Linked DNA regions of Homo sapiens: region 2 is linked to region 1. The links are chromatin loops, found by intact Hi-C in ENCODE. Cell type or tissue: heart left ventricle. All regions are shown on one strand. Each heading gives the region's core, and the rest is flanking DNA. Links, peaks and the distances in the headings are about the cores only. Region 1 overlaps PATJ (PATJ crumbs cell polarity complex component). Region 2 overlaps PATJ (PATJ crumbs cell polarity complex component).

What was found. A loop is a pair of places that touch in the nucleus more often than their neighbours do. Peaks named below come from ENCODE experiments on the same cell type or tissue, not always from the same donor. Only the 100,000 strongest peaks of a DNase experiment are listed, where the experiment ranks them.
Region 2: a loop joins it to region 1, with 8 times the contacts of the local background. A loop is called at or near these places in 8 of 110 quality-filtered maps.

What each region holds. Positions count from the first base shown.
Region 1 is chr1:62,069,496-62,072,412 of GRCh38, forward strand. All of the region lies in intron 31 of PATJ (PATJ crumbs cell polarity complex component), which reads left to right. Among named protein-coding and RNA genes, the nearest start is that of MIR3116-1, 7.8 kb to the right of the region's middle. In heart left ventricle, for the core only: a CTCF peak has its summit at 1,110; no DNase peak of the experiment used is centred there; H3K27ac peaks cover 1,647 bases.
Region 2 is chr1:61,886,481-61,889,397 of GRCh38, forward strand. All of the region lies in intron 22 of PATJ (PATJ crumbs cell polarity complex component), which reads left to right. Among named protein-coding and RNA genes, the nearest start is that of MIR12132, 42 kb to the left of the region's middle. In heart left ventricle, for the core only: no CTCF peak of the experiment used is centred there; a DNase peak (open chromatin) is centred at 1,651; H3K27ac peaks cover 1,577 bases.

The DNA of each region.
Region 1 (2,917 bases), core at 117-2,616:
ATCATCATCACGTACCAGCTCCATCCCTTGGCTCGGATGTTTAAGAGTAATCAATATAAGAAATGAGACAGTGCGTCAGACCAGATGCTTTTCAGAAATCCAGTTTTCTCATCTATTCCTTCTACATTTTTGAGGACAAGAAAAAAGGAAGGAAACTGACACTTCAGGCTCCTGCTACCCACCACACACCTTCACGCATCTACCATTCAGTTGTATTCATTTCTATGATTATTTCTTTAACATCTGTCTCACTAGGTCTGTAAATGTGCTCAGGGCAAGGGCTCCTCTGTTTTTCTTTTTGTTTGTGCTGGCATGTAGTAGGTGCTCAGTAAGCATGTATTGAATTCAACTTTGCTCACAACCCCTTATTCAGGTAGCAGTTATTGCATTCTTAATAAAAAAATGAAGGTTTCCAAACACTATTACTGCTAGTAAGTAGCAGAACAAGTCTGAACCCAGATTATCTGGCTGTTATTCCAGTGCCATTTCTTTTTTCTAAAAAGTTCAAATGATAAGGAAGAATAAAACCAAATTAGTACTTCTTCCATGTGATGTGCAAATTGGATTTTTAAACCTGTAGTTTGGGAAGTCAGGTCCTTTGTCCCACTGCTGGTTAATTGGGGTTGAAACCAAGGTCGAATTGCAGATCTACAATATCATTTTCAAACAGAGGCACTTACTTTTGCTCCTCCTAAGGCCATTTGATACACACTGGTAGGAGTAACACCAATAGTTTCTGTTTACGAGGCAGGTTAGAGTTTTTCCTCTAAAAATTCCCATGAGCCTTATTGACCTTTTCACGTCTTTTTTCTCTCTTTTCAAGTGTGATCCTTTAAAGTAAAGGCCACAGAGTCATCTTCACTGTGTGACCTTCCTTTCATGGCTGGTTCTCAAATCCACGTGGGTGCATTTAAGATTTAAGTTCCCGAACTTTGATTCACTCAGCACTAACACTTTATAAAGCCCATATTCTATTCTGCCATATGTTGAAGAAAGAAATAAGACAAAGTCGATCATATTAAGATATGGGAGACACATACATAAAAAGATACAATATAATCTTGCAAATAAGTGATAAAATTCATTGGTTCATCTTGTGGAAGGGGCACCACCCAGGGGCTAAGGGAAGAATTACAAGAGGAGGTAATTTTTTTAGTTCATTTTATATCATATCATCTGTTTAGAAGCAAAATTTATAAAGGGCAGGGGAGCAGTCCTAGGATCTTTCTCATAGAAGGGGAAAATTAAAGAGAATCTGAATGAGTGAGATAAGTCTGGCCCCCCAAAAATCAGTTAGAAAGTAGGCAGCTAAGTGTAGGCATGGTCATCCAGGAGACCTAGGCTCCAGTCTCAGGATAGTGCTTACTGGGGTTAAATCTTTCAGGTTGTAAACCAATGGGGAATTAAGGACATAGGATGAGATTGTAACTGAATCTAATAACAATGAACAGCTGGGCATAACTTGGTCACTATCTATTGTATTGTTATACATCGAATGGGAGCCTGGTGAAGAAAGGCTGTGTGAACATGCCTAGGAAAGAGACCCGAGGCAGGGGATGTCAGATTCAATTAAAAGCAAAAAACAAACAAACAAAAACCAGTTACAGAAAATACTGTGAGATACAAAGGTAAGTTAGTCTTACTTACTCTAAAAATTGCCTCCAGCATTTCCTACAGGAGAAAAGTGTCCTTTCTAGGTCGCTTCCAAGACTCTTAGCACCGTGGTTATGGGTGCATGTTCTGGGCTCTGCACTAGTCCCCTGTAGTGCATTTAGGAACATGGGGCTACCATAGCCCAATTCCATTTACTATCATCATTAGCATCTTTAGTAAATATTATTAATTGCCAGGTGTGTTGCTAAGGGTGCTCATGTATTACTTCATTTAATCTTTTCAGCATCCTGAAATTATAGCTACTTTTATTTTTTTCCATTTTATGGATGGGGAAATTAAGGCTTGAAGAGGGCAAATAACCTGTTCAGGTTTGTAGATCACTTTTTTTTTTTTTTTTTTTTGAGACAGAATCTTGCTCTGTCACCCAGGCTGGAGTGCAGTGGTGCAATCTCAGCTCACTGCAACCTCCGCCTCCCCAGGTAAAAGCAATTCTTCTGCCTCAGACTCCCGAGTAACTGGGATTACAGGCACCCAGCTAATTTTTGTATTTTTAGTACAGACGGGGTTTTGCCATATTGGCCAGGCTGGTCTCGAACTCCTGACCTCAGGTGATCCACCGCCCCCACCTTGGCCTCCCAAAGTGCTGGGATTACAGGCGTGAACCACTGCGCCCGGCCAGGTTTGCAGAACTCTTAAGTTGAAGAGCTAGGATCACAGACTCCTAACATTCCATTCATTATACAAGTTATCCCTACCTTCCAGATCAGCTTACCTACCTGCTGTCTGTGTACTACACCTCACCACCTGGGTGTCTCTCAGACGTTACCAAGAGACAGAGTAAACCCATGCTTTCTCCTATCCAAACCAGTCTCTCCTGTTCCCTGCTTTGTCCAAACCCAGTTGCAGGAATTTATGCCTTAAAGTAAACCATCGTATGATAATTTCCCCTGAAAATGTGCCTATTAAAAAAAAAATAGGATATGATGGGAGGCAGACATAAACATTCTGGTCAATTTATTGGTGTTATTATTTATTTCAGTTAATAAACTGCCCTTTCGCTATGCTTCACTTTCCACGTGTTTAGGCAGTTTGGATTCTCCCAAGTCTGGATTCTGCACTCCTCCGTGGGGTTTAGAGCTAACTTACCTTTATCCCCCAGTATTTTCTGTAGCCGTGGTTTTTTTTGTTTTTGTTTTTTTGTTTTTTAATTCTAATTGAATGTCTTAAGGGGAAAAAACTCTAGTTCAGGATTTGAGCCCTGAACAGATAGTTTTATAGGGATATTAGTGTAACGAAAAAGAAA
Region 2 (2,917 bases), core at 279-2,778, 180 kb before region 1:
AAGGTTAAAAATTGGACACAGAAAGAGCTGACTAGTGTTTTGAAAATCCTGGTCATGGGCTGGGCCTGGTGGCTCATGCCTGTAATCCCAGCACTTTGGGAGGCTGAGGTGGGTAGATCACCTGAGGTCAGGAGTTCGAGACTAGCCTGGCCAACATGGTGAAACCTCATCTCTACTAAAAATACAAAAATTAGCCAGGCATGGTGGTGTGCACCTGTAACCCCAGCTACTCTGGTGGCTGAGGCAGGAAAATCACTTGAACCTGGGAGGTGGAGGTTGCAGTGAGCCGAGATCGTGCCACTGCACTCCAGCCTGGGCAACAGAGCAAGACCCCATCTCAAAAAAAAAAAATTAGCCTGTTGTGATAGCATGCACCCGTAGTCCCAGCTACTAGGGAGGCTGAGGTGGGAGGACCGTTTAAGGCTGGAAGGTTGATGCAGCAATGAGCTATAATTGTGCCACTGCACTCCAGCCTGGGTGACATAGCGAGACCCTGTCTCAAAAAAAAAATACATGTTACTTAGATAACTAGATGGTATTAATGTATCAAGGCAATGGGAAAATATATATATGTGTATATATATAATGTATATAAGACATACAACATTTATATTATATATTACTACATTCATATGTATATCAAACTGAAGAGAATTTTCTTTGCTTGTGGAATATGCAGATGCCATAAAGGGGGTGATTAAATATAGTCTGTGGAGATGGTGGAGGGAGGAGAGAACATTGCACACTTGGAATCACCTTGGATAGTTTGATAGGAGGAAGCTCACCTCCTCCACTAAGATAGGTGCCAGGAAGGAAAGGAAGGTCTGGATGTAGGTACTTTTTATAGCTTGAGAGCAGGAATCCAAAGAGATTCTTGTCCAATGATGATGTTTGTTTGTTTCTGTCACTTCGGGAGAAGATTATTTACTACTAAGAGTGATGAAGTGCTAATAAAGTAGGCATTAAAAGGAAAGGTGTTGGAGCAGAGATTAGCTTTTGAAAGAGTGGTAGGAGAGTAACCACCTAGTGGTAGGGAGTTTTGAAAAATATTTACCCTCTTTTTCCAATGCCCCAGGGAGTGAGAGAATGAGCTTCACCCACTTGAGTGTGGTATACTTGGCAGAGAACCAGAGCTGTTGAAGAGGAGGTTCAGAGAACATTCAGTGAAGAGGTCAGGGTGTGGATAGTTTTGTTTATAATTCTAGCAGATTCCATGCAGCATGATGGATGATGTGCATGGCAGGTCTTGGGGTGCGGCGTGACAAAGGAAGCACATTTGAAGGAAAACCCAGAAAGGTGTGGCATTATGAGTAGGGAGATAAGAAGTGCACAAAGGAGTTGGAGCTTTCAGCAAAACATAACAGGGATGATAGATAGGGTGGGCTTAATTGGCTTTAAACATTTTTATTAAAACCTTAATCCAAGTGTGATTTTTGTGTTGACATGGGAGATATCTTAGATTTAGATGATGTGCATTTCTCTGTTCAGCAACCTGAAATTTTACCCAGAGTTTTAGATAGAAACTTCATCAAAAGTTCTCTGTGCTTCTGCATAGCCCATATCTGAGTGGAAGGAAGAGATACAGAAAGGCCCAACAGCTTTTCTACTCTGCAAAAGCCAGGCCGGTATGCAGAGGGAGAGTGCTGCCAGGCCCGGTGTCCTAATGTGATATCCGGTGCAGCCTCTGGGGAAACGCACAGTGATAAATAAGCAAAGGATTTGTTTCCTTAGGACAGATGCCTGGAAGTGGAGAAGTTAGAAACATATTTTATGGCTTTTTATTTAGTCAAAATTTTTTTCTTCTTTTTATTTTTGAGACAGGGTCTTACTCTGTTGCCCAGGCTGGAGTGCAGTGGGACCATCTCAGCTCACTGCAACCTCCGCTTCCCAGGTTCACACCATCCTCCCACCTCAGCCTCCTGAGTAGCTGGGACTGCAGGCATGTGCCACCAAGCATGGCTAATTTTTGTACTTTTTTTTTTTCTTTTCGTAGAGATGGTGTCTCGCCATGTTGGCCAGGCTGGTCTGAAACTCCTGGGCTTAAGCAATCTGCCTGCCTCAGCCTCCCAAAGTGTTCAAATTATTTTTCCATTGTTTTTTAAATTTCTCTTTTGCTTAGTGTGAATAGTTGAATCTGGCAGAAGAATGCAGAAATGAGACTGCTTCTCTAAACTGTAGAATTGTAACTGTAGAATGTGAAGAATCAGAAAAGATCTAAGCAAACTTCTAAGTCCACCCCTCCTTTCTTGGACAGAAGAGAAAGTGGAGCATCAGTTGTTCTTACTCAATTTGACCCCAGCTTCAGAGAGGGAAGATATACTTTGTTCTTATCCCATTGCTTTTTCTTTCAAAATGAGTATTTGACAAGCTGATTTCTTATGCAGGCACAGGCATTTAAGGACTCCAACCTAACCTTGTCTTAGGAGATTAGCCTTGCACTTGAAAGTTGTTTTTTTGGCTTGCTATTGGAGATTTAGGGTATATTTAAATCCCAGCAGGTTCCAGAAGAGTTCTTGTAAATCATATTCCTTCTTTTAATCTTTAAGGGTATGCCCCATGGAGTTAGGTTCATAGGTGAATATTTATTGCCACTCAGGAGCCTGCCTGAGTAATGCATAGATTATTTTAGATGATAGTCTTTCAGAAAATCAGGGTGTCATGAAGTGCTAAATGGTATTTTACAGTTTCTTCCTTGCATTAATTTTTGTGTACGACCCAGCAGAGTTGTGTGTCTACGTGCGTGTGAGTGCACCAAGGGTAAGTATCTAATGATTGTGATGTTTTATCTACAGTGCACTTTTGCACTAACTTCTCCTTACCTTAGGAGGTAGGACTGGTATTAAGAGGTCAGGTGCCCCTTGAAAGGAGAGATCTCTAGAAAGGGGACTGTGGGCAGGCAGGGTATAATTCTGTGGAA